Regions from separate parts of the Homo sapiens genome. Here all the other regions are linked to region 4. A link is a contact called in ENCODE Hi-C or POLR2A ChIA-PET data. All regions are on one chromosome and are shown on one strand. Each heading gives the region's core, a stretch centred on a gene start or an enhancer-like site at or near the end of the contact. The rest is flanking DNA. Distances are from core to core; before and after follow the strand shown.

Region 1 (5,599 bases), core at 2,961-5,460, 270 kb after region 4:
AGAAATATCGACTATTGAAATGACAGTCTGAACTTTGTTTTTTAAAACTCCAGCAAAAAGAAACATGGTAAGGTAGAAAGGAGAAACAATAAAAGATAGCAAAATGTTGATAATTACTGAAGCTCAGTGATAGGTAGGTACATGGTTGGGAGGTGATTACACTATTCTCTCCATCTTTGTAAATTTAGAATTTTCTGTCTCCAGATGGGGGAAAAAAGAAACCATAAGCAATACCAAGTCTATTCTGCTTAGCAGAGTGAATACTATGGTTACAAATTTAAATAAACAAAAATAAAAGTCTCTGATCAGTTATTGAGTTTACCAAATTCCTATGACTTACAAATCGCCAAGATACATACATATGACTCCTCCTGAAATCAAGTTCTGAGAAAGTGGGCGTCTATGTTCAGAGAATTTCATTAAGCTAAGGTGTGATATGTTTTCTAAGTGTTTTTCTCAAACACATGCAAATACAAAGCATTTCAAGTGTGGTAAACAAACTGAATCTAACAACCACTGTGTGTAAAATATAGAGTTTCTTATAGGAAAGTACAAATTTTTTATTATACACATTCATCTTTCAAAGCACTTGTATTTCTTTTTTTAATTTTAGTAAATTCAGTAAAGCATAATCCTTGCAATGTTGGTCTAGAAATGCAAGTCATTAATTTAATTCTTGGTTCCTAGGCAAAATCAGAAAAGCAAAGACTGCATGCATTCGTCTCTACTTCTGGTTCATTTCATATTTAGACAAAACACCTACTTATGTACCAACAATCCAGAAAATTGAGCCTATTATTTTCAATGGATTATTACATAATTGTCATTTCAAAAACATTTTCTAAAAATTTGGAGACTGCTTTGATTTTCATGGTTTTTTAAGGAAACTTGGGATCCTCTAACTTTTTTATATAACTACATTTATGCACTTATGATTCCACTGGAATCAAATGCACAGACTTCTTGATAGAAAAATAGGTCTGGTTGTAACAATAATTCATTAGTAAATCTTTAATAATTAGGAGAGAAAACAATTTCCTTCATTCCAATCCTAAAATGGATTAATAAATGCCTCATTTTGCTCAGTGGAAATCCATATCAGAAGATAAAAGGGGCAATTTCTTTAACACAAAGTCACAGTGATATTGATTGTCACAACCAAGAAAGCCTGTAGTAATTACTAACTATGCATAGTTTGAATAATATAGAGGATACAGAATTTGAAATAAATAATGGCCAAACAACTGAGAAGTACTACACCACTTACGTTTTTGTTGATTTCAGTTCAAAAGTTAAAAAAAAAACAAAACCGCACACACAATATGGTGTTTCCATGGAGAATGTTCATTTAACATTCATTCATCAAACATTATTAAGCACTTACTGACACACTGCCAGGCACTGTGGTAGACTCTGGAGATACCTCGGTACACAAAGACAACAGCAAGTACCTCCCGAACTAACTGTTGTCATGAGTAATTCCTTTTCATCGGTCAGTAGTCACCACTCAATTAACAGCCTTGGAGTGGAGGGTTGGGGAGGCCAGGGATTAGGGCAAAGTAGAGAAAAGACATTTACTGAAAAAAGTCCTTTGATGATGCCAGCACACTGCTACAATTGGCAGTTATTGGAAACTGAATGCAAGTGAAAGAAACTGATTTTGTTTCTCACACTTTAAAAGCCTGCACATGTCACTTCTACCTCTACATTGACATTTCTGCCTGGAAAACAGTTTGAATGTGTGTGAGATTTTGGGGGGCGAAGGTGAACCACTTTTATATTATTTTCTCCTTGTAAATTTCCTACGACTTGTTAAATACAGCACACAAATTATAATCTTCCATTGGTGACATCCCTGCCTTTTCTGCAGCCATCATTTCTGATCTTACCAACAGGATTTTAACTACAGGAGGAGAAAATAAACTCTTGATTGCTAACAAATTTTAACTTAAACATAGACAGAAAAAGCTAAAGAAATTTACAAAATGTATGCATTTGAGCAAAGGGCATTTAGAAGAAACAATGAGTATTAAAGTAGGAAATATGCCTCTGCAGCAGGCATGAGTTGGTTAGATTCACTTGGATACAATAAACATGTATTAATCACACTGTCCCAGGCTCTGTATTAGACATGGCAACAGAATGGTTAAGATAAATACTGCTTTTTGTTATATCCTGACCTTTAGAAATGACTTTGAGATACATAATTATTTTCATTTCCATTTTACAGATGAAGCAAATGAATCCCAATAAGGCTGTGTGGTTCAATGCTACATAATTAGTAAGTGACAGGGTTGGAACTCATATTCATGTCCTCTGATTCTAAGTACAGTGCTCTTTCTGTACCATGATGCCTCCTTTAATCTCTACTTCTAATTAAAAACTACTGCTAATATTATTTACACTAAGAACAATGACACTTAATATTTATTAAGCATTTGCAATGTGTTAGGCACTGTGTTAATCTTAACTATATCTAATCTAAATATATTACCTTATTAAATGATCACAAAAACCTGATGAGTTAGGTTTTTATACCAATGAGTGAATTGAGGCTAATGAAGTCAATCATATTGTATTGTCCAAAAGAGCCTAAAGTCCCCCAGCTAGTAAGTAGTAGAGCTCAGACTCCAACCCTAAATGTCTGATTCCAAAGCCTGTGTTCACAGCCAGCACAAGTGATTCCCAAATTTGCCTGATGAAAATGCACATTTGGATACTTAACAAAAAATACAAATGTCCAGGCCTTTGCTCCTAGATTCTGATTTAGTAGGTCGGGCAAGCAGCCCAAGATCCAAATTTTTAACAACATTTGGACAAACATCAGGTCAGTTTAAAAAACCCACATTATATATTGAAGTTGATGTCAACTTCTCTAACTTATCCTCTAGCAGAGGGATTGGCAAGCTTTTTCTGTAAAGAGCCAGATAGTAAACATTTTAGGCTTTGTAGGCCAGTTTCTGTTGTAAATAGTCATCTCTCCTCTTGTAGTTGGAAACTAACTACAGAAAATATGTTAACAAATGGGTATGGCAAGGTTCCAATAACACCTTTATGAACACTGAAATCTGAATTTCATATAATATTGATGTGGCATGAACTATTACTCTTCTTTTGATTATTTTCAAACAGTAAAAAATGTAAAACTATTCATAGGTCACCACTCATACAAAAACAGGCATGCTGGATTTGGCCTTTGAGCTATTTTTGACCATAACTACTCCAGTTACCTTTCTCTTAGAGGTTCGTTCCAACTAGAACAGTAGTTGATAGAAAATTATTTCCCCAACTTATGCCTACTGACATTTCCAGTTATGTCCCCATTGTTTTATTTTTTTTCCTTTCTGTCTCCTGCCTTCTCATCCCAATGTCTGGAAACTATCTCATTTTAAATTCTAAGATACAAAAGAATATTCTTCTAAAAATTCTGTGAATAGTACCATAAGGTCTTTGGAAAAATAAACTCATAAGTGAAAATATATTTATTATAAATACATGTGTTATAAGGAATAAGGATCTCTTGCAAACTATTCAGGCCATATCCAAAAGTTAAGTGAATTTTATCATTTCTGTGTATTATTAGCAACAGTATTAAGCTTAAGAATTTTAAGAGAAAAACATCTGGCAGGCAACCATCTAAGTTTATTACATGTGGGTTGGCTGTGTATCTCTGGAAGTCAGGAATCTTTTGCCTCATAGCTTTAATCAATATATAATCACATTCTTTTGGCCTTCTACTTCACTGAATCCTTTTCTAATAAGATGCTGCTACTGAGAGCAACAGGAGGCAGCCAAATGCCAAAGCACATAGGGGCAGGTCTCTGGTGAAACCACACCTTCAAGCCAAAAAAAACAGCCTGAAGGCTGAAAAACCCAACTGCTGGTCCTGGATGAAACCCATGACCCAGAGGGATAACTTCTGTTCCTGGTTGCCCACCCTTCCCCGACTGATTTTTTTCTGAATAATGCCTTTTATCCAATTGAATGTTGTCTTTTCCCATACTACCTATGGCTTGCACCTCCCCTATTCTGAACCCATAAAAGCTCCGGGACTCAGCTACACTGGGGGACTTTCCCACCATTGGGGGACCACCCCCACGTCCGCTCTCTGCAGAAAGTTATTTCATCACTCAATAAAACTCCCTGCCTTGCTCATGCTTCAATTGTCAGCATAACCTCATTCTTCTTGGATGCTGGACAAGAGCTCAGGCCACACTGAGCGCAGGTACCCAGAAAGACTGTCCCACTGGCCTTTTGCCCTTGCCAGTGAAGGGCAGCTGCTCCATGCCATGGGGCCAGGGACTGACTGAGCTGCTGACGTGCAGCTGTCCATGGATAGTGGAACTAAAAGAACTAATTAGCATACTAATACCCCCTCTGGGGCTTCAGGGTCATTGGCACCCTAGTTCCTGGTCTGGCTGCAGGCCCCACATGAAGCTTGCTCCTGTGTTGTGCTTGGAATGGCCAGCCAGATCCCGCCCTGGCTCACTCACGTGCTCCCTTCCGCAAGGGGCAGAGCACTGTGGGCTGGGTAGACAGGGTGCCCCTGCTGCGAGTCTGGCAAAGTGGCCGAAAGAAAATTCCTGTGTCACTACAACTTTCTCTCTTCCAAAAAGCCTCTCATATAAGTCTAATTGAAAACTTGTAATTTTAAACAAGTTTTATTCAGTATGTACTTGGTGATCTGTAGTTTATCACTTGTTTTTTCTCTAGTTTATATTAATCACTAAGAGATATGCTTTTAATTGTCAAGAAGAAATATTTTGCAGGGTTTAATTATACATAAAAGAGAAAAGATAGATGTATATTTGGAGCATATGAGTGTATTTCAAGAGTATGCTATGATTTTGTGAATAAAAGGCATTGTGACATTTGAAAGCCTAGAGAGTCTTACATACTTTCATGAATGTGAAGGATGTAGGAGTTATGTAGTCCAACTTTTTCTTTATTTTGTGCTTGACTCAAAATCTTCATCAAGAAAAGTAATTGCTAAAATGCCTTTGGTGACAGGAAGCTCAATAAAGACTGTAGCAGCTATCACCTTCCTCATTTTAAACTGAAATGCTTTCCTTGAAATCTTCACCCAAGCGCTCCTTGGACATAAGAATTCCAAATATAAGTTGATGGCATGACATAACAATGTATCTGGAAATGCTTATGGCATGTATACATGTATGATTATAATCTGAGAAGACACCCTCTGACATGATGATGAAATTCAGAGTAAAATGAGGCTATTCATGTAAACATGATTTAATTTATGTCTGCAGGTAAGTCGAACCTGGAGACTTCTTGATTAAACAAGGGACATTATATTAATTGAGAATTATTTTATCACAGCTACCACCCTGGAAGCAAGAAGTTCTCAATAATCAGGCTGTACTCTAGCCAATCTTATCTCTGATACCTTAACATACCTTTAATTCCTGAGTGACAACTCTCTTGGCTATCACTGTACACATGTTCTAGGCATTTGTTGCTTTTCTTATCATTTCCTTCTGACATATGATGCTCTTCTACTCTATTGTACCAATCTAAACCAAATTTTATTTATATATATATATATTTATTTATTTATAGACATGAGGTCTCCCTGTGT
Region 2 (5,270 bases), core at 1,655-4,154, 350 kb before region 4:
CTAGAAAAGACATGGGGCATAAAACTTATACCTTAAATAATAAAGGACATTTTTCCTTATGTTCTCCCAGCTGAAACCCTGCCACAAGGTTAAGAACCTAAACCAAGCTGGTTAAGAACAAAGGGAAAACAATATTTAGATGTCGGCTTTTCATTTTCTCTATAAAGGCTTTCCTGCCCTTCCCCACACCTTCAGGCTAAGTAGGAAGGAGAACGTTAGAGCCACCAGATTTATTTGTGGGTTTTGAAGTCAGGTGGTCCTATATATCACTTTTGGAATAGAGGCTGGGAAGAGACAAGCCCCATAGGGTTCCTCTGAACTCTGTTTACCTTGGAGAGGTCGCATGTCCACATGCACCCAAGAAGGATATGGAAATGGATGAGAGAACCCAGGGCTGGAGAGCCCACGCTGTGGAATGAGAAGCACATGGCTGACTTTTTCTGGAATAAGGAAGACAAGGCAGAGATCTTCTTGGATTGACAAACAGAGGTGGGATAAGAATTTCTCAGCTGATGCTGGTGTATACAAATGACTTGAGGGAGATTTATGTTCCCCCTTCCACTCCTGCTCTCAATGCCTTTGCTGTCTATCAACATCCTAGAACTTAGACACTAGACCTAGGGAAAAGTTTGGGTGAAGGAGGGGTGGCTTCAGTTGCCTGAGGAAACTCCGATTACAACGAGATTATTTTAAACTGATTGTGATTAAGAGTCTGCCACTAATGGAACAACATAGGCTTGAAATAGAAGTAAAGTTATAACAAATACAGAAAATTTGATTTTTTGAACACATATGTTTTATACTAAAATTTGTAGCCATTACTTATTGAATAGCAGAATTGAGAAAATGATACCTATCAACAATTTTTCACCTATTTTTCCCCAGTGAAGTGTGTTCTCTTAACCAGAGGTAAAAATAGTCATTTAAAAATAATCCTAATGCCCACCAATGGGATATTTGAGTATTTCCCCTTTGTTTTAAAACCCTGGGAACCAAATTCCCTGACATTTTAATTGTTGGCTGTATATTCAAATGGAGTTATGTCATTTGCTAGAAATTTTTATTTGCTCCTTTGAGATTTAGTCCTACTTGCTGTTCAATATATGCATCTTTCTTCTTTTGTCTATTTATTTTCTTCACTTCCTCTGACCTTCTAGTACTTAAACAGCATCACTAGAACGAGACCTCCTTGTATGCTATTCCTTAGTCTGCCAGTGATAAAAAAGAATCATTTAAGTATACTTCCATAGAGGCCACATGTGTACCATGTATAGTGCTTAATATAAATCATGAGGAGAGGGCCTCCAGCATCCTATGAATAGTCTTGAACTTGGTATGCTGTAATAGGTAGTCTTTGATCCAAGGAAACCCACAATTGAATTAGCAGAGATGATTTCTTTTTTGCTTTCTTCTCTTTCTCATGCCCTTGCTAGATCTGTATCTCAGAAAACTGTATCCCTAGTGACATATGAGGAATCATTCTATTTGCAATGTCTGCAGCATCTCTGACTCAGTAAGTGACTATTAGCAAGGGAAAGTAACAAAGCTAGACAGTTCAAGAGAATAAAACTTGTCATGGCTCTATGGTAATAGTCTTTCATTAGTCCAGGGTGGAGAATAGAACAAAATGATCGTAATAACCAAGCGATAAATCAGATTATGGTAAGGATCCCTCTCTACCACACTGACATTTAGATTTAAATTTTGCTTAATTGAACTCTAGCCTTAAATGGCCTAGGAGGCTAGTGTTATATGGAAGACATTTATAACAAACCTCCCAGCTTAGAACTTTTGGTCTAAGTTATCTGTTGGCTCTGACTTTCTGCTGCTATCAAGCTTCCAGAGAAAAAAAAGGGACCAGGAAGCCATCCAAGAAGCCATAAGCAAATGTGACTTAAAATGATGGGTTATAAATGGCAGCTTTCTAGGTGTTCTGCAAGCTCCATATGAATACAAATTATACCTAAACTTTTCTTGGGTAGCCGTCCCCCAACATTTTAATTTAATTTTTATGCTTTGGCTTCATCTTATTTTCAAAAGGATTTAAAGTGACTTCTAAGATAAATAAAACATTTTAAATTGATATAAACTAGGAATAGGTAAAAATGAACAGAAAGAAGTATTTGTACATTAAGTGAGTTAGGAATGAGTCTAACTCAAAACTGAACATCAGATGGTCTTATGAATAGACACAACATACGTTCTAAGTTTATAACAAGGGAAGGAAAAAGGGATACCTGATGGGTTAGTTATATCTGATCAGTCAGTGTGTCCATATGCTCATGACAATTATTTAGAAGAAACAAAAGGAAAAGCATCTGCAGGATCCTCATGTTGGAAAAATCCCTCAGCCTTTGGCACAGAGTTAGATAAATAGTAGGCACTTGAAATAGGCTTACTAGTTAATAGGACAATGACTACTATCTGAAATTATAATTATAAAAAAGAAATGTTTCAAAATGGAAAGAAATTAAAATCAAGGAAGTTAATGCTCTTGTAGTATATTTAAGTACTAAAATGTTTCAGAGCACTGTACCAAATTTCCGGGGAGGGAGAAAGTACGAGCTCCATCAACCTAATGGGAGAAATAACATAAATCTCTTACCACGAGATGTAAGATAAATGTTAATTTCTATAATGACAAATACAGTACTGTTATATGAAAAGCTCATTGACCTGAGGGCACTACTAAGAAAATGTTTCTCTATTTTTTTTTTAAATGTTTTTACAGTATTTTAATAGTTTGAATTCCTAGTCGGGGGGAAATTATCATCTACCCATTTCCAGCAGGGGGCAGAATTACCATAGAGGAGGTAGATGGTATAAAAATATCAGGAAACAAGAAACAAAATCAAGCAGAAAAGTAAAAAAAATAGTTTGTATTTCTTGGACTCTTTCCAAGTTGACAAATATTTATCAATTTTTAAAAGTAACAAAAAGTTCTTCATGAAATATTTAGCTATTGCTACACTATTGTTTACTACCAAAGGCAATTTCTTTCAGCTACACAGTAGGAAGGTTGATTTTTGTGCAATGCTTTACAGCGTCAAGTTCTTACTGTTCCTATATGTCAAGGAGAGCAGTTGAAGCTTTACAATGATTTCTACAAGAAAATGATCCCATGTATGCTTGCTTTCTCATACTGAAGACATCTTAAGCTTTGTTGAAAAGTTCTTATCTTTCTAATTATACCTTCAATCAATGAAATAGAAAATGAAATAGAAAGTTGCAGCCAGTGGAGTGCTGGTAAATGTTTAACAACTGGGTCTCAAAACAAAACAAAATAAAACAAACAAAACAAAACAAAACAAAAGAGGGTGCGTGTGTGTATGTGTGTACATCATCTTGTAATAACTTTTGAGTATATAAGAATGTGTAAGCTTTTGTTGATTTTTCCTAACTCTTGTAATCATAGCCAACCCATAGCTGCAATTGACAAATACATGTGGTTCTGATGTGAATATTGGCTGCGATTTTTCTTTCCTTTTTTATTTTTTTTAACCCATTAAGATAAAAGTGGCCCTAACACGGTGGTTCACGCCTGTAATCCCAGCACTTTGGGAGGTGAAGGCAGGCAGATTGCTTGAGGCCAGGAATTTGACACGAGTGCGGCAACATAGCGAGACTCCATCTCTCCAAAAAAAAAAAAAAAATACAAAGAAAATTAGTTAGGTGTAGTGAAGGGTGCCTCTAGTCCCAGCTACTTGGGAGGCTGAGGTGAGAGGATTACTTGAACCCAGGAGGCGGCGGTTGCAGTAAACCGTGATCACACCACTGCACTCTACCCTGGGCAACAGAGTGAGACTGTCTCAAAACAACAAGTAAAAATTTTAAAAAGATAAACGTGAAACAGCAAGACCAATGTCAGAACTTTCCTCCTTCATCTATTATGTGAGTGATGTATATGCTGAATCAGGTAACAGTTTTTAAGTGTTAGAAAACTATTTTCTCAATTTTTTGTGCTGCACAGTATAATGTCTCCAGACATGACTCACTTTTAAGTTTAATCTGCATTATTAATGTTTCCTGTATCACTTTCTTAAATAAAGACAATAAACAAAACAATTAATCAAGCCCTGATTTATAGCATTTGCCTGCTCTGTGGGTTAAGTGATATGAATACTCTCACCATGACCCATTTCAAACTACTAATGCAGTATCACTGAACAGAGTTGAGAAGAGATGCTCAATAGCTCATGATTATGTATTATTGCTACCATATAGATTCAGTAAGGAAAATTACCTAGACAACATAGGTGATACTAAAATGTATACAATATTTAGGAAGTGCTGGGTTTTGAGTATTTATTACCTTTGATTTTTAATGTGATAGGTTATATGTGCCAGCTCCAGAACACCACTGATCATGAGAAACTTTGTGAACTCTTAAGACAAAAGTGTAACACGAAAGGAAATAAAATTAACACTAAAGACTTGGAAATAAAAATGGAGTTAATACATTTCTCCATTTAGTTCTATTAACACTAAGATTTACAGAAGCGTTAAAAGAAATGCAATTCCTTAGGTCAATATATTTCATTTCTTGAACATGTGGAATCATACCTAGTACATTTGTGTTTTCCCAAGATAAGACATAATATATAATAATCCTTTTGTGTTCCCTCCAAGTAAAGTGATTTATAGGTGAATGAATAGTATTATACCAAAAATGTTTATTAGTATTTTTCAAAAATTATCTTTTTTGAAAATTTTTTTTAATACTTCAAAATTTTCAGAAATATTTTCTAGCTGGGAGATAAAGATCATCCTAGCCTTCTCTCAGCTTTTTCTGGCTGTCTTCTAGCATATTTATGTCACGGCTATAGCACAAATTGGGGACAGTTCTACACACAAGAAAATGATTCTGAACAGAATTTCTCAGGTTCATTCTGGCTGGAGAAATTTAGGCCACATGCTGACCCCTGAAGTTAAAGGTGAAGTTACTTTCTATTTAAACATACGGACTCCATTCAGAAGAATGAAATTCTAAAAACTGTTAGAAAGAGTGGAGCAAAGAATGAAGGCCAGATAAGAAACCAACAAATGCCCATTATATCTTCTACTCCAAAGTCATTAAGGAATACCATTTTGTTTTAAACATCAAGTTTAAACTTCTCTGCTTTCAAATTCTGCCACATTTTGCCCCACTCTTAACTACCCAACTTTACTTCCCACCAATTTCTTTCTATCCTTGACAGGCCAGTCTCACTCTTCTAGGACTTTATAATGTTTATACCTGGTTTTGTACCTCATTGTCTTCTCTACATTTG
Region 3 (5,125 bases), core at 1,835-4,334, 340 kb after region 4:
AAATTCTAGCGTAGGAGAGAAGGAAAGTTGTGAACACCAGGTGGTAGCAAGAAGATTTATTTATGAAGTCACATGAGACATGTCTGAGATTTCTAGAAATAAATGAGCAACTGGCAAGGGTACCTGGTTGGAGAAAGAGCCCCTAATGTCACTGATAATGTTTCTCCATTTGTCTGGGGGGACTTTGGGAATCTCAGCTTCTAACAATAATAGCAGATGGGTTTAGGGAGTTAGGGCTAATGAGCTCCTTTTGTTCCTAAGTTATTAATTAATTCATTTTCTGAACTGTATCAAGGAGTGGATTAACAATGAGATTTTCCAAAGGTGGACTTTTTTTATGCTTTAAACTTACATATGATAGCTTTGCCTATTACAGTCCTCACACATTTTAGTCATCCTCATGGATTTCATCATTGAAAAGATGAAAGAACTATGACTGAGAATCAGCAAAATGGTCATGCAGCAGCATGGTGGTCAAAAACAGACTGCTTTGAGTTAGGGCTCAGTTGGTGCCTGGTCTTGCCACTTAAGAGTTCTGTGATGCATCTAACTTAAGAAGAGTATCATGATGTTGCTTATTTCATTATATTGTTGTGAAGACTACAATAAATAAGGCATTTCAAATATGCTATATTTATAACAAATAATAAAAATCTCAAGTCCAAAATGTTTAAAATTATCTATATGGTATACTGCCTCAAAACAAATCTTTTCCTTCCGCTGTCTAAAGGCTTAGCACAACTCCTAAAAATAGATGGTGTCTATTTCCCCCTTAAACCTGGGCTGGCCTTGTGGTTTGCCTTAACTAATAAATAGAATGGCTATGCCAGTTCTAAGGCTAGGTGATAAGAGGCCTGGTACCATCAGCTCCAATCATTTTTGAATCCATTCAAATTTCAAGAAGCTCAGCTAGACTACTGAATTATGAAAGATCATGTGGAAGAAGCCAGTTTCCTGCTATTTCAGCCACCCAGATGAAACCACAGACATAAGTAGAACCCCAGCTGAGCTCACAGCTGAATGCAGCTTAGTGACCCAGCTGACATGTGGAGCACAAGAACCACTCAGCTGAGCACAGCCAATGCACAATTATTTAATATATAATCATGAGAAATAACAAATTGTTGTTTTAACAGTCTAAGGTTTGGGTTAGCTTGTTATACCTCAGTAGATAAGTGAAACACTATTTGAGGCCATGTATGATCTTCCCGTTGATGTCTCTAATCTTAACTTTCAGCCCTCTCCCCTTCATGCGCACTACTCTAGTCACTCTGATCTTTTCAATTCTCAAATATAACCTGGGGCACAGGATCTTCACATATGCTGCCCTCTTTACCTGAACTATGCTTCCAGAGGCCCCTCCCCCACCCATCCCACATACTATCTGCCCCCCTTTTCTCTAAGTAACTCCTACTTGTCATTTACTCTTATACAAGCCTTTTATTTTTTCTTTAGAGCACTTTCTATAATTATAATTACTTGGGTAGTTATTTGTTTAATGTCTGCCTTCCTTCTAACCTAAAAATTTACTGAAGGCACCCAGCACAATTTCTGGCATCTAAAGATACTCAATACTTAATTCTTGAATTGATGAACCGATAGGTTGATTGCAATAGAGCCAAAAGCAAAACTGTGTCTCTTGCCTCATACATTAGTGTTCTTGTCCTTGGAATTTACCATCCTCCTCTCCATTTGTGGGAAATCAGTGTGAGGTTTTACTGGGGAATATCTTTTGCATTTTAAATCCAGGATATGAGTGGATACAATTTTTTAGAGGAGGACGTTTTTAAAAGATTAACACAGCCAAAACCAATACAGGACTTTTATATTAGTTACCAGCTTCTCCTTCTCTAAGATTCTCAGATTATTCCATAATTCTTATTTACAAAGCTTTATTCCCCACAGGAAACCAGAAAGATAGTAACTCTTAAATGGAAAAATGGGGACCTGGCAATTCCAGTGGAGCAGACCATTATTCAATGAAGTGTACTCAGGAGGTAAGACAGAGCAGAGCCAGTAGACTTAGTCCCAGACACAAGGGCTGATTTCCACCCCAGACCTTGCTGACAAAATGTCATCAAGCTTCATAATAATTGAGCTCTAACTCAATTACATAATGTAAGTTTCAACTAACTCACATTATTTAATCTTTTTTTTTTTTAGCTCAGTTCTACATATGGACAATGGGCTAATTACTTTCTATTTAATTCCTAAGATAATTATAATGACTAAAATACTTTGTAAAATGTAAACCATAATTTAAACATATAGTATCACACAAAATATTTTTTAATCAAATACAATAAAATTTTCTTGTGCAAACGAGGTATCTCTTTCTGATGTAAAAGGTGGAGGCTGAGAAAATACGTCCAGAAGCAAATATCCAATGGATGTGCAGGCTGGTACTGTGCAATGCAGAAATCTCACTTACATTCTGCTCCATGTAAAGGATGCTTGCTAGAATTGCACAGGCCACAGCCTGAGGTTCTTTACATAGTGGCTACAATTTCCTTGCTTGCCATAGTGGCCCGCTGTGGGATTCAGGTAGTATATTTGTGAAATTCCTTCCACTGAGTAACATCAATCGGATTTCAGAACCCAGATGCCCACAGGTGGCATTCAATTCCACTGTTATCTAGGAAAAACTGCAGTTGACTTCCCTAACTTCAGAGACCTACACTCAAGCCAGCAGGAGGAAAGATAAGCTCTGGATGGTGGCATCAGAAGACCTATATACTAAATCTACACATAGGATTTTTGTTTCCTACCAAGGGAGGCAGGTTTAAAGTCATGGACACATAGCTCTAACAGCTCAGTTGGGTTGCTCACACTGAGAGAGATGTAGACTTACAGAACTTGAGTAAAAAAGAAAACCTCAGAGAAAGTGACTCATGGTAGTTTCCTTGTCTGCAGACAATTCCCTCTTCTGTGCCTCAGGCTCTTACAGCACTTTATACTTCTGTCTACAACTTCTCACAGATGGACATGAATCATAGTTCTGTATGTGTTTGGTTCCCAAGGGATAGTAAGAGACTTGAGGCCAGCAACTTTTCTCGTTCATCCCAGGGTGACTCAAATGAAATGGGCCTCCTTGAGTCAGCCCTGAACTCACCCCAGTTCATCTTAAGACTAACAGCACAGTTACATAGCAAAGTGAAAGCAAAACAAAACTAATCAAAGGATAAAATGTTTACAAATATATTATAGTCCAGGTTTCTGCTATTTTTTAAAAGCCCAGATCATGTCACAGAAGTCCACTTAAGGATGATTACAGCCAAAAACAAATTGATATTTACAAGCAAATACATGTTGATGCTGGTTTCTTTCTATCTCCTGCCTATTCTGTTTTGATGTCAGCTTGAAATATTTAGAGGTTGACAAGGACAGAAACCAAAGGCCCTGGACTTATTGGACAGTTATAGATAGGTCAGTAATGCTGCCTCTGTGTGGGAAAGCTGGCAATAATGGGATTAGACATGCCAGTTCCATTTGCAGAGGTCTGGTTCTTAAATAAGTGACTCAAATGCTTTGTTTTGTCACTGCATTAAAGTCAATATGTGTGTGTCTGTTCTCTCTGTATGTTGATTTCTCTTTGACAGAAACTCATTATGAGAGACAGCTACTTAGGTGGAAGCTCATTTGGAATTCACCAAATAGCCAGCTCTAGTCAGTATGGGAAGAAAGGAAAATGGCTTGTGACAGGAATAAATCCTTCAATAGAAACTGTTGGTATTCTCCTTCTGGTGAGACTCTGGGGAGTAACAAAATTAGATGGTGAGTAGTTTCAGAAAAGGAGGACCTCAAGCAATTAGGCATCTCTTAGAAAGATGATTACATAGACCTATGGTATAAGGATAGGGTCCTTTCTTATAAAACTTTTTTTCTTAGTGATCCACCAAGGAAAATCATTTAGAATGGTTGTATGAGTAGTTTTATCTGGTATAGGGACAGCTAATTTGCTCTGAATATTTTTACATCCACTTTCTAGACTGATGTTATCCATTTGGTATAGATTTGCCACTTACATATTGAGAGGAGGTTTCTTACTGACACATCAAAGCAAACTTCCCCCTGTTCAACATAGTATATTGAGCCAATCAAAATAGTTGTGAAATAATAAAGTGTTCATACTTTAATGGTGAGCAGTGCTGGATACACACACACACACATATATTCACACATATATACATACATGCACACACACACATATATATTGCTTTATATTTATATATACATGTTTAAATTATATATGTTATTTATTACACTGTTAAACATTATTTATGCATTTCTGGTTAATGATGTCTAATATATACTTGGTAGCATGTTAAAAATATTTTTTAAAAATTGAATTATGTTAACTTAGTCATATGCTATCCTGAGAAGTAAAAAATACATATTTCTAGGACAATTTATCCATACACATGGGCAATAAGTTTATTTCCAGTGTTAACTGATTCCTCAACTATTGTAGTAGTGGTATCTTTCTGAAATTTCATCTTACTTTCTGAGTGTGCTAAGTTGGCCTAATTGTGAGACACATTCATTTAAAAAAGTAATTCTAATCTGGATGCTGCCACCATGAGGTGGGAAGTTGGGAAAAAAGAGAATATACTTCAAATTATCTTTATGGGAAAGTTAGTTGAGTATAACCTGAGGAAACAGCATGTCTTAAAGAATAGGGCAAAAATCTTTCAGAAGAAAAATCCTCTTGGTGTAATCTTTTTGAAATTGGTTCAATCTTCTTTACATTTCTGTTGCAAATGCTATTATGGAAAGATGTTCGGTGGTTATAGGCCAGTGATTACAGAGATTGAGTGCTGGGGTAATAAAGAAGTGAATTTTGAGGTTTTTAAAAATGCATATTTTACTTGGAAGCATGAGCTTTTGAAAACTAAACTGCTTTAAAATATAAAATATGTAATCAAATACAAATTCTTGTCAGAAAAATGCTGCTCAACAAATTGTACCTGTTTGCACTGATAAGCAAGGCAATAAGAGTTCTTTAGATACCATCATGCACTTACTTGATGGGAAAGTATAGAAATCCTACCAAAAAAAATCTGAAAATAAAGCTTATCGGGTTGTTTAAAGTTGTTTAGGTGAGAATCTAGCTTGGATCATAAAA
Region 4 (5,555 bases), core at 202-2,701:
TCTTTTTTAACCAGAAGCCTAAAAACATTTAATAATTTCTGCTTGTCCCTTCTGTTGTCATCTAATTGCTTTTTATGAGAATTTCTTGGATTCTGTCTCTCTATATGGCCTTGTGCTTGCTACCTCAATGCCAGGCAAAAGAGCAGCCCCTTTGATGGATGTCAGCTGTTAAGACGCCTTAGTTCATTCTGTTTTTACCCACTCCCCCAAAACCAAAAAAAAAACTGTAACCTATTTTTCTTTTTTTTTTTTTTTTGAGATGGAGTCTCGCTTTGTCACCCAGGCTAGCGTGCAGTGGGTGATCTAGGCTCACTGTAACCTCTGCCTCCCAGGTTCAGGTGATTTTCCTGCCTCAGCCTCCTGAGTAGCTGGGATTACAGACGTGTGCCACCACGCCCAGCTAATTTTTGTATTTTTAGTAGAGACAGGGTTTCACCATGTTGGTCAGGCTGGTCTTGAACTCCTGACCTTGTGAACCACCTGCCTCGGCCTCCCAAAGTGCTGAGATTACAGGTGTGAGCCACGGCTCCCAGCTGTAAGCTATTTTTCTAAACCATTAATTTCCTAAGAGAAGCCATTGGAATGAGAGATAAAATAGGAGTTTCATTTATTATGCAAATTATAAGTAGAGAGTAACGGAGGAAGGAAAAGAAAGGCTAGCCACAGTGTCATTATTAAAATATCCTTTGTGATGATGTCTATACTACCAACAGGGCTGAGGTCTGATTTATCTCCCAGCTAGTACATTTGCATCAGTTGCCCAAGCCACCAATGAAACTTGTTTCCATTGTCTCCTATCCAGTAGGAGACAGCACATTTGTCAACCCATTGTATATTGTTTAATCCTTGCTATTTGAGTAACTGTAAACCTGGGTTAATGCTTGCTTGTAGTTTCTATTATTCCATATTGAATAATTAAATCTAAATCTCTCTATGTACCATTTGAAGACAGGGTGAAAATATTGTTTGACGGTAGGGTGTACTAAAATTAGAGTGATGTGGTTTGCTTTAGTTCCTAGACTATGAGATTCATTTGACACTAATCTAAAAAAGAGAGAACTCTACTTATACATATATAAGTGTGTGTGTGTGTATATGTGTATATATATATATAGATAGATAGATATATAAATGTGTACGTGTGTGTGTATATGTATATTTACCCCGCACATCTCTCAGGATAACTCTAGCCTCTCCCAGGATATGTACTTATTCCTCCCCAATTAAAAATAAACACAACAAAAGGAAGTAGGATAAACTTACTCCTTAGTAGGCTTACAACTAAGAGGTGGAAGGAGGCAAGGTCAGAAGAGCCTTGGGTGCTATTTTGGAAGAAAGGGAAACAGGGCCTACTTAACCACCCTTCCATGACCTGTGGTTTGAGAAACACAGCTCTGAACAGTTCCCACACAACAGCTGTTTTTCCGCATCACCATCAGACAGGAAGTGGAATGGCACATAGAATGCAATTTATAGGATCTGTTCTCTCAGAAAGTGAAACAGGATCTCCAGGCTATTAAATTCACGGTGGTGCAGGAGCTGAACTCACTTATTAAACAGAATTGTCTGCCTAGTAAAAGAAAGCTTCCATTTGTGAAAAACTAAAAAGTTTTCAGAAGTATTATGCAAATAGTTAAGCAGTCACTGGGTTTAAACAAAACTTATTTTTAAAATTTAGAGACATTTTGATCCATTTAATTCTCAGAAAAAGATAACAAACTGATCTTAAAAAACCGCACCAAAACCTATGACTGTATAAAAACCAAAGGCTCTATTCCCTCTAGGACCATGCAAGAAATGGCATCAGAAATTCCAGCCACATTTAAAATAGGAATCAAAATCTATCTACAATGCTCTGCAGACCTGGCTGTATTAACTGCATCTAATTCTGGGGCTAAGCTAATACTAAAAGGTAAAGATGAGAAAATAGGTAATGTCCATTTTAATAAACAGGTATTTTTCTATTTTGGATGTTCCATCTAACTCTGACTATTCAATTAAAGTCTTATTGTCAAAACTCTTTGCTCTGCCAGTGTGATTTGATTTTGAGTCTCTTGCAAAATCCATGTGCAATTATTTCCCTGGCATTCCGGTAGCTATCTGCTGGTTTCCCAAAAGATCCCCAGCCCAGGAGCCTGTTGACTGAAGTGATACCTCTCCCAGAGTGAGAAGCTTAGTGTCACTTGTGTTCCATGCATAATTTTTTTGATTGAAATGAAAATTTAAGCTTCCATGCTGTGCTTGGCAATCCTTGTTTAAGAAGTGTCTAAGAAGAGTATATTCAAGAATGATCAAAAGAACCATCTGTAGTCCAAACCAATAGCTCCTTTGCATTCTTGGAAGCAGTCTGAAGAATCTCCCAAGTCTGCTAGCTCTCTTCTTACTTCAGTAAATTTATGAGAAAGTAATAGCCTCAGGGTCTCTGGGTGTACAGTTTGCTTGTTTCCTTTGCCATTGTCTCCTTAGCCACTTTATGTTTCTTGAACAATTCTATGAGGATGAGTATATTCTCCAGATGGCCACTGGAGGGCACAAAAGTACAATGTTTGCCTTCAAGTTAGGCCTTTGTGGTTTTGTTCTTCATGTGAAACATAATCTATGCTTAAGATATTCAATTAGATATGACATTTTCACTTTTAGAGCACAACTAGTAAATATCTACCTTATCATCTACCTCTTGTCAGTTATATTCTGAATGAGATCAAAACCAAAAGTTATGTTTCTAACATTACTATTATAAAAATGTATATTAATATATTTTCATTCCTTTCACCTTTCATATTTTAAAGTTATCCATCCAAATTCATGATTTGAAATTTTCACAAGGAAATTGTTTCACTTTGAAACATGTATGAATGTATGAATACCACCAAAGTGTATTCAGACATCTTCCCATGGGGAAAAGAGAAAATATTGAGGTGATATTGAAAAGTACACTGACCTGAGATGCACAAAAGAAAATACTTTTATTTTCTTGTTGCTTTAACTATCTAAATGCCTGTATATCTCGCTTTATAGCATAGAATGCTTATAGCAAGTCAGCTTCAAAATATACTTTTTTTTTTTTTTTTTGAGATGGAGTTTTGCTCTTGTCGCCCAGGCTGGAGTGCAATGGCCTGATCTTGACTCACTGCAACCTCCACCTTCCAGGTTCAAGAAATTCACCTGCCTCAGCCTCCCAAGTAGCTGGGATTACAGGTGCCCACCACCATGCCCGGCTAATTTTTGTATTTTAGTAGAGATGGGGTTTCACCACATTGGCCAGGCTGGTCTCAAACTCCTGACCTCAGGTGATCTGCCTGCCTCCACCTCCCAAAGTGTAGGGATTACAGGCATGAGCCACCATGCCTGGCCCAAAATAGACTTTGTATTTAGAATAATACATCTCTCCAAAATGGCATCTTCATGCTGGCATTTTTTTTTTTTTTTGAAAAAACTTTTATCATTATTTTAACATAAAAAATCATGTGAATTATTGCAGAAACTCTTAAAATGCATATTAAAGTTACATAATAAATAACCGTGACAATATTCAAAATGACCCACAAATTATAAAACCGGCCTACTGCTTTCATAGCAGAAACTGTTCCCTCAGTGAAAGGCCTCCTGATTGGTTACCTGCTCCATATCTTCTTCCTATTGTCTCTAGATTTAACTTTCCAAAGCACATAGTCATGTTAGCTGGGCTTTCCTCATTACATTTGTATCAAGTTGGAATTCCTTTGGGGGGCATTAATGGAACTTCGCTGTGTAATCTTTATCTGGCCTCTTTCTTCACAGCCACTCCTTTCAAACTTCATGCTCTAGTCTCATAGGGCTATTAAAGAATCCTTAAATGGTTTGTTTGTGAAGCCATAGCTACTATTTCTTTAGAAAATAAAAATAATTTCCAAGAGTAATTGTACTTACTGCATGCTAGCTACTACACAAAGTGCTATACATACATACTCTCAATCTCGCTCCAAAGTCTGAGATGTGTTTATCTATGACCTCCATCTTATAGGTAAGGAAATTGAATGTTAGTGCGGTGATGATTCCTTAGATGTCACTGTATGTGTGATATCAAAGTTTGTGCATCTAAATGACACCAGCATACTGTTCTCTGTTTGCATATTTTCATGCTGCTGTGGATTTTGGGCTAAATGAGAACAGTGAGAGATGTGCACCCAAGTTATATCCTGGTGGGTAATCTGAAATCTTATTACTTTCTTTTCTTCCAAGCAGAACCCTTACTTCCTCTATGCTACTGTTGCACTTTTGGGTGTCAGCAAGTTGGATACTTATGTATTCACACTCCTTTGTAGAGTAGGGGATCCTAGAGTTTGGGGAGGGTGTATATTCATCTCAGTGTCTTAATAACCCAGGAGAATGGCTGACATATTGGATGGGATCTGTAAATGAGGACTCTCCCATTTGCCAGACTGTGAAAAAAGTAGGCTTATTCCACATCGTAAATGCTCATCAAATTTTGAAACATATACATTTTATTTTCTAAAAAGGTATTTCTTGTAGATGTATTAAATGTATGTTTGGTTTTCCTTTTAAGATTTCTAGGCAGTGTTATTTGTAAATATCAAGGATGTGTTACGTTAGTATTATTTATAAGTTATTTATAATGGAGGCACTTAACATTTACATTTACATAGAGGTAGAATACAAAGTGAATTTCAAAAGACAGCTACCTAAAGGATTTGTCTCTGCTCTGTGGTTGGTGTGTTCTTTCACAGTAGCCACTGCCTCTCTTCCAGTCTCTCCCACTGCTGAGTCAGAGTCCTGCTCCATCTCTGTAGTGACTATCCCATTCCTGGAAGCCGGATGGCTCTACTAAGCTACTTAGTTGAACCCAGCTTCCTGCTCCCAATCCCCACAAGTCCAGTGAGATAAATGGCTCTTTTTTCCCTAATGAGCAACAAAGCACATCCTATGTCCCTGTCTGAACTGGTTCCAGCTAGGATTTCATGAATGCATTGCTGCTATGTTAAAATGGACTCTTCCTTATGTTGGTCACCAAGACTTTTTCCTTGAGCTTCACTAAAAAGAAGCTAAGATTTGCATTGAGTCTGCATGTTAGGACATAGTGTCATAAATAAGGTATGACGTTTCCATGACGAGTCTTAAATAAACCCATAACAAATTTTTTACCAAACAGATTCAGGTGAGATGTTTCCTGATTTTCTTCACATTTGAACACATTTGTTGCCAACTCAGTTTGTAAAGCTATCAAAAGTCAACTGAACTTCTTTTTTTCATTTTTTCCTGTTTTGTAAGAGTTTTATTTTTATTTTTATTTTTTTTATTATACTTTTAAGTTTTAAGGCCAGGACTAAACTTCTATTTCTTTGTGTCATAACATAGTGACTGACTTATATTCAGAGCCGAATTAATATATAACTACTTGAAAGTTTATTTGCTTTAAGTGCAAAAGTCAATTTCTTAGTGTGTAAACATTCATGTACGCAGTGGTTATCAGGACCACTGATATAAAGCACTTTGAGAGTTGCTGAACTTTCCCATGTATATCTAACTTGTTATGACAAAATCACTCTATGTTGAAA
Region 5 (5,374 bases), core at 1,818-4,317, 320 kb after region 4:
AAAGATTTCAGCTTATTCATCAAGGAAATAGAAAATAAAGAATAAATATAATAAGTAATGTATATTATACATATTTTAAATATACATCTATATCATAGAGTTACATTAGATAATGGCTACAGAATTTTATATGATTTAAAGATGAACAGGGTAGCAGTTATTACAATGGAAAGAGGGGCAAGTTAAAAGATTAAACAGGGTAACCAGGATGTCCTCACTTTAAAGGTAAGATCTGAGCAGAAACCTGAGAAAGGTGAGGGAGATAGATAACTGGATTCTGGGGAAGAGCATCCAGGCAGAGTGAACAGAGTGAGCCAAGGGTTTTTAAGTGCCTGGTAGATTCCAGGAGTAGCAAAGAGGTCAGAGTGTCTAGACTTCAGTGAACTGGGGAAAAGAGGGAGATTAGTAGACATCAAGAGGTAAGGGTGGGGTCAGGTCACAAAGGGGCTTATAGATCATTGTAAGAGCTTAGCTTTATTCTGAGTGAAATGTAGAGCCATTGCAGGATTTTCAGTCTAGGTGTGATTTATCTTATTTACACATGAAAAAAAAAAATCCTTCTGCCAGTTTTAGGGAGAATAAACTGTAAAGTAGTAAAAGGGGATGCTGGTAGACCAGATGAGAGTCCACTGCATGACAGAGGATGGAGGGCTGGACAGCATGGAAGCAAAGGAGGAGATGAGGAGCAGCTGGGCTCTGTTATATTTTGAAAGCAGAAGCAACATGATTTCCTAGTAGACTGAATGTGGAATGAAAGAGAAGAGAAGAGACAAGGATGGCTCCTTGTGGTTGAAAGGAACCAATAAAAACAATTTAATTTTTAAATATTCAATAAGCGAGTTATTTTCTAAGTTAGTAATAAAGGGTTTGATATTTTCAAAAGATTATAGTTTTAAAATATAACCAAAGAATATCAGATTTAGCCCCATATCTATAAGCCAAAACATCTGAACAAACAGAAATCTGCAAATAGTTCAACAATGTCCTCTACCTAGGAAGAAGCATACAGAGTTATATTAATTATCTCTGGGAAGCATATGGAGAAGAGTAGCCTTCTGATTCTCATATAAGAAATCATCTCTGCATCAAATTAGTGCCACCAACATTGACAAGTATTGTTTATTTCTGTGCCAGTGACTTCCTTACAGAATAAAAGAATAAAAGCAGAAATCTCGGACTTACTAAAAAAATCAATCCATATTGATGAAGGATTAAAGGTCCTCAACCTTATAGCTACCTAATTATTCCCCTTAGCAAGCTTATTAGACATTTTCTGCATCAAGTATACTTTTCTCCCTTAACTGGATGATTTGGCATTTATCCTGGTTCAGTCTATTATGCAATTGTCTTATAACTGGTCTTTCTTCTCTTAGTTTCTTGTCCCACATCTGACTTCAATCTACTTTACACATCACTGCCAGATTTATTTTCTTTTAGCAATGTTTAGCCCTTATCACGCAATGGCCACAACCTATTAATAGCTGTCTATTATCTTGCCAGATTAGGAGAATTCAAATTTATTTTCACATAAAAATACTTTAAATAAAGCAAACCACTCCTGAGATACAAAATATACTGTATTTTTATTACATATGTGATAAAAGTTTAAACTCCTTATACTGGAGAATTGTATACTGGGTTAGCATATGAGTTTTAGAATCAAAAGAAATCGGGTTAAGTTTAGGCTCTGCTACTAATTATTAACTATGTTTTGGCCAGTTATGTAACCTCTCTGCATCTCAGAATCTTTTCTTTTTTTTTTTTTTTTTTTTTTTTTAAGAGACAGGGTCTCGCTCTGTCACCTAAGCTTAGCCTCCTGGGTAGCTAGGAATACAGGCACATTGCACCACACTTGGCTAATTTTTATTTTATTTTTTTGTAGAGACAGGGTCTCACTATGAACCCAGGCTTGTCTCGAACACTTGGCCTCAAGTGATCCTTCTGCCTCAACCTCCCAAAGTATTGAGATTACAGGCATGAGCCACCATGCCAGGCCTCAGATTCTTTACCTCAAAAATAAGATGATATCACCTTCTGCATAGAGTTGTGGCAAACACAAGAAAAATAGTAGGTATGACATATTAAGAAGGTACCTGGCACATAATAAATGCTTAATAAAGTTCAGCAGCTACCACAATTATGATACAGTATATGCAAAATGTTCTGAATGCTGTTATTATTTAAGACCTTCAGTAATCAAAACAAATTTCTAGTACATCAGATATGAACCTCAGTCTAGACTCAAAGAGTGCTGGAAATATCCTTTTCTTCATTTTTAAAATCAAATCATATGTGTTTGATTTGGAGTACCAGCCTTTCTTTTTCAGGAAGATATTAAATCACATTCATTGTTTAACTCTTCCTCAAGGTCCTACCTGAATCTAGGAAGCGTGTCATGTCCAAAAGGTGGGGAGCAAAATTGTTAACTTCCCTGCTATCAATGTCACAAGGGGCCCTTGGAGTCCAATGGCTCTCTGCTTTTGTGTGCACAGAGGAGAAAGGGAACCTCTGTCAGGCTGGGAGCTCTGGTGCTTCAGGTCAACCTCTCTAGGCAATTGCACGCAGAGAAACCCACTCTTGGGGAAATTTCTCCAAGGTCCTTGTCTTTCTCCATTTGACTCCAGACACTCTTAGATTCCAATGAATCTAGGCTTTAAAAATACATAAGAAGCACCTTATCTTCTAGACGCTTCTAGTATTGACCAAAAACCCTGAGACCAATAGACGGAAAGAGCCTAACCACCTGCTTGGGAAAGGAAAAAGAGAACAATATAGGGAAGATATTTTAACAATTTATATTTGAATAAACTGCCCTACAGATGGATCCCTAGCATTTTCAGGACTCTGGTTCCCGGTGCAGCCAAGCTTTGTCTACCAAAATCAGTCCACTCCAAACACACAGAAACCGTGGCCTTTTGGCCAATGCTCAGACATGGGTTGGGCAAAATGACAGGGCAGGAAGAAAAAGCCTGGGAAACAGGCCCATGCAGATACTGGAAGTGAGCTCAGGAACATGTGGGCAAGAAATCCCAAGGTCCTGATTCTTACTCCAGAAGGGATTGGGCAACACACATTCTCTTGATTCCCCCTGAGGAAAGGGACACACCCAGAAGAAACTGAAAAGTTCAAGGACAGGGCTCTAAAGAGGAGCCTTTTGTCATCTTCACTACTCATCCAGTTCTGTCCTGCTCTTGCTAAGAAAAACAGCCAAACGCTGCCCTTCTCTATGTAAGCCTTAAGCTTTATGCCTTTTCTCATGGAAACTCAATTCTTCGACACCTCTCCATTCATTCAATAAGTCTCAGTCCAGATGATTAATTTAATGTGGCAGCAAATATAACAATTTTTAAATGATTCAAAAAAGAAATCTGTGAACTTTCTCTATTATCCCTATAATTCTCATTTAGACAAGAGTTCTATTCTCATCAGTTAGGCATCTTCCTTATCATCGTAACTATAGCAGCATGTGTAACAGATAGGCAACACTAACTCACTGAAACTCAGTGTTCTCATCTCTAACATACAAATAAGAAGTCAGGCCAAGCAATACCAGATAGCTGCCATAAAATAATAGAAGAGAATACATTTAAAATTAAATCACTATACAAATATCAGTTATGAAAACAACACAAATCCTAAAACTGTTGTCTTTAAAACCGTCTTCTAAAACTACACTATATCTAACTATGAACTTTCAGATTTCATTTTAATGTAATTCAGTTCAGCAGATTCTTATAACAGATCTTTGGTCAAAATGTCCTGGGCCAGTTGTTTCCGAACCGTAAAGTCATTGGATACCCTGATTCAAGAGGTCATAGGGTAGGTTCCAAGAAATCACTCTATTTTGTTAATTGTTGTAGAATATACTTAACATAAAATTTGCTATCTTAACCATTTTTAAGTATACAGCTAAATGGCATTAACAATATTCATATTGTTATGCAACCATCACCACTGTCTGTCTCCAGAACTTTTTCAACATTACCAGCTGAAATTGTGTACCTGTTAAAGAATAACTAGCCCCTGTCAACCACTAGTCTACTTTCTCTCTCTATGAATTTGACTATGGCAGGTATCCCTTAGAAGTAGAATCACAATATTTGTCCGTTTGTGTCTGCTTATTTCATCCAGTATAATGTCTTCAAAGTTCATTTATGTTGTTCTTCTACTCAGATAATTTTAACGTGCAGGAAGATTGATAGCCTTACCAGTCAATTATTTTCATTTGGTATATGATAACTTAAAATAATCACTAAAACACACAAACCTATTCCAACTTATTTTCTGAAGTGTAGCCAAGTTTTTCAGCCTGCATTCTGGTTTATTAACCTTTGGATTCCCATATGTTTGTAGAAACTTCTTCAAAACTCAAGGACAACTGCTTCTGGAAATTGGCCCCTGACAACTTTCTCTCTACATCTAAGTAGGCATCCCACCTGAATAGCACTTACACTTGTATTGTAACCATCTGTTGGTATATTTGTCTCCTCTCTAATATATAAATTCATTGAAAGTCCTGCTTTTGTAGTAAATAGTAACAGGACACTTAGAATCAGGGGAAAAAAAAGGCTTTGAATCCCAGCACCTTCCCTTCCTAGCTGTGTAACTACAGGCAAGATACTTAAAGCCGAGAAGCTTCCTTAGTTGGAAAATTAAAACAATAAAACTTAGCTCATGGTGTTGTTGTTATTATTAATAAATATGAAATATTTGGCCAAGGGGCTGCTGTAGGGTAAGCACTCAATTAAAGGAACACGTCATTTAGCTTCTGTAATGCTATACTTAATATAGAGCATGCCATGTAGTGGGTACTTAAAACATTCAGATTGAAGGACTATATGCAATAAAGCCAAATGCAATGAAGCAACAGTGGTTCTGACCCAGGGTCACTAGACAGGATTACACAGTTTGCAAATGTACAAAGGCACCTGCAGGGGGCCTGAGTGAGGGCTGAAATTCAGCCCATTCACTCTCTGTATGCCACCCATTGTGCCCTGACAGCAGCTTCATCAGCCCAGAGGAGGGAGCACATCTTATATTTCAAAAAAGGTGCCAAATTTATGATTACCCTGGTCTGTGTAAAGTATCTTCTGCTTGCTATTTTTCAGGAACCACAGGAATATTTCCTTGAGGCTATTTACTTGAGACGAATTCAGAAGAGAAACATTTATTGACAGAGTTTTCTTATAAAAGGCTGTTACAGCAGCCTTCTAAAAAACTCACTGAAGGGCTAGGTTTGAAATCAGCACTCAGGTTACTCTGGTGCTCCTGTCAGAATGACCATCAGGAAGTGAGGCACTAATCACACACTTTATTAAATTGCCTCTGAAATGCTTAATAGCATCTAATGCAATGGCTTATTCAAAAGATCACA

What was found. Hi-C counts contacts between places; a loop is a spot of excess contacts on that map. ChIA-PET counts read pairs that join two places held with the same protein, here RNA polymerase II (POLR2A). Pooled maps may share reads with other maps.
Region 1: a loop to region 4 is called in a map of heart left ventricle, with 2.8 times the contacts of the local background. The contact joins two enhancer-like sites. A Hi-C loop is called at or near these places in 23 of 168 maps with a recorded cell type or tissue (A673, CD4-positive, alpha-beta memory T cell, CD8-positive, alpha-beta T cell and 18 more), 23 of 37 single-sample maps with no recorded cell type and 33 of 50 pooled maps.
Region 2: a map of PC-3 shows a loop between it and region 4 (14-fold over the local background). The contact joins two enhancer-like sites. A Hi-C loop is called at or near these places in 4 of 168 maps with a recorded cell type or tissue (Caco-2, PC-3, endothelial cell of umbilical vein and 1 more), 1 of 37 single-sample maps with no recorded cell type and 5 of 50 pooled maps.
Region 3: a loop to region 4 is called in a map of Caco-2, with 5 times the contacts of the local background. The contact joins two enhancer-like sites. A Hi-C loop is called at or near these places in 2 of 168 maps with a recorded cell type or tissue (Caco-2 and chondrocyte) and 6 of 50 pooled maps.
Region 5: a map of PC-3 shows a loop between it and region 4 (2.4-fold over the local background). The contact joins two enhancer-like sites. A Hi-C loop is called at or near these places in 1 of 168 maps with a recorded cell type or tissue (PC-3) and 2 of 50 pooled maps. POLR2A ChIA-PET finds 5 or more read pairs at or near these places in 1 of 52 experiments (PC-3).

Annotation. Positions count from the first base shown.
Region 1 is chr10:51,949,427-51,955,025 of GRCh38, reverse strand. The region is part of intron 5 of PRKG1 (protein kinase cGMP-dependent 1); the gene reads right to left. Among named protein-coding and RNA genes, the nearest start is that of CSTF2T, 250 kb to the right of the region's middle. Within about 2 kb of position 4,210, at least 3 of the 41 ENCODE cell types and tissues checked have a DNase peak (open chromatin) inside an H3K27ac peak, as active enhancers do; they include gastrocnemius medialis, where a contact is called at or near this core.
Region 2 is chr10:52,564,690-52,569,959 of GRCh38, reverse strand. The region is part of intron 1 of LOC124902426 (a long non-coding RNA gene); the gene reads right to left. The region is part of intron 1 of LOC105378305 (a long non-coding RNA gene); the gene reads left to right. Among named protein-coding and RNA genes, the nearest start is that of LNCAROD, 97 kb to the right of the region's middle. Within about 2 kb of position 2,904, at least 2 of the 41 ENCODE cell types and tissues checked have a DNase peak (open chromatin) inside an H3K27ac peak, as active enhancers do; they include PC-3, where a contact is called at or near this core.
Region 3 is chr10:51,877,295-51,882,419 of GRCh38, reverse strand. All of the region lies in intron 4 of PRKG1 (protein kinase cGMP-dependent 1), which reads right to left. Among named protein-coding and RNA genes, the nearest start is that of CSTF2T, 180 kb to the right of the region's middle. RefSeq lists enhancers at 2,780-2,839, 2,940-3,009. Within about 2 kb of position 3,084, at least 5 of the 41 ENCODE cell types and tissues checked have a DNase peak (open chromatin) inside an H3K27ac peak, as active enhancers do.
Region 4 is chr10:52,212,912-52,218,466 of GRCh38, reverse strand. All of the region lies in intron 9 of PRKG1 (protein kinase cGMP-dependent 1), which reads right to left. The region is part of intron 1 of LOC124902425 (a long non-coding RNA gene); the gene reads left to right. Among named protein-coding and RNA genes, the nearest start is that of PRKG1-AS1, 98 kb to the left of the region's middle. RefSeq lists a silencer at 4,704-4,998 and an enhancer at 4,626-5,127. Within about 2 kb of position 1,451, at least 6 of the 41 ENCODE cell types and tissues checked have a DNase peak (open chromatin) inside an H3K27ac peak, as active enhancers do; they include PC-3 and gastrocnemius medialis, where a contact is called at or near this core.
Region 5 is chr10:51,893,049-51,898,422 of GRCh38, reverse strand. All of the region lies in intron 4 of PRKG1 (protein kinase cGMP-dependent 1), which reads right to left. Among named protein-coding and RNA genes, the nearest start is that of CSTF2T, 200 kb to the right of the region's middle. Within about 2 kb of position 3,067, at least 11 of the 41 ENCODE cell types and tissues checked have a DNase peak (open chromatin) inside an H3K27ac peak, as active enhancers do.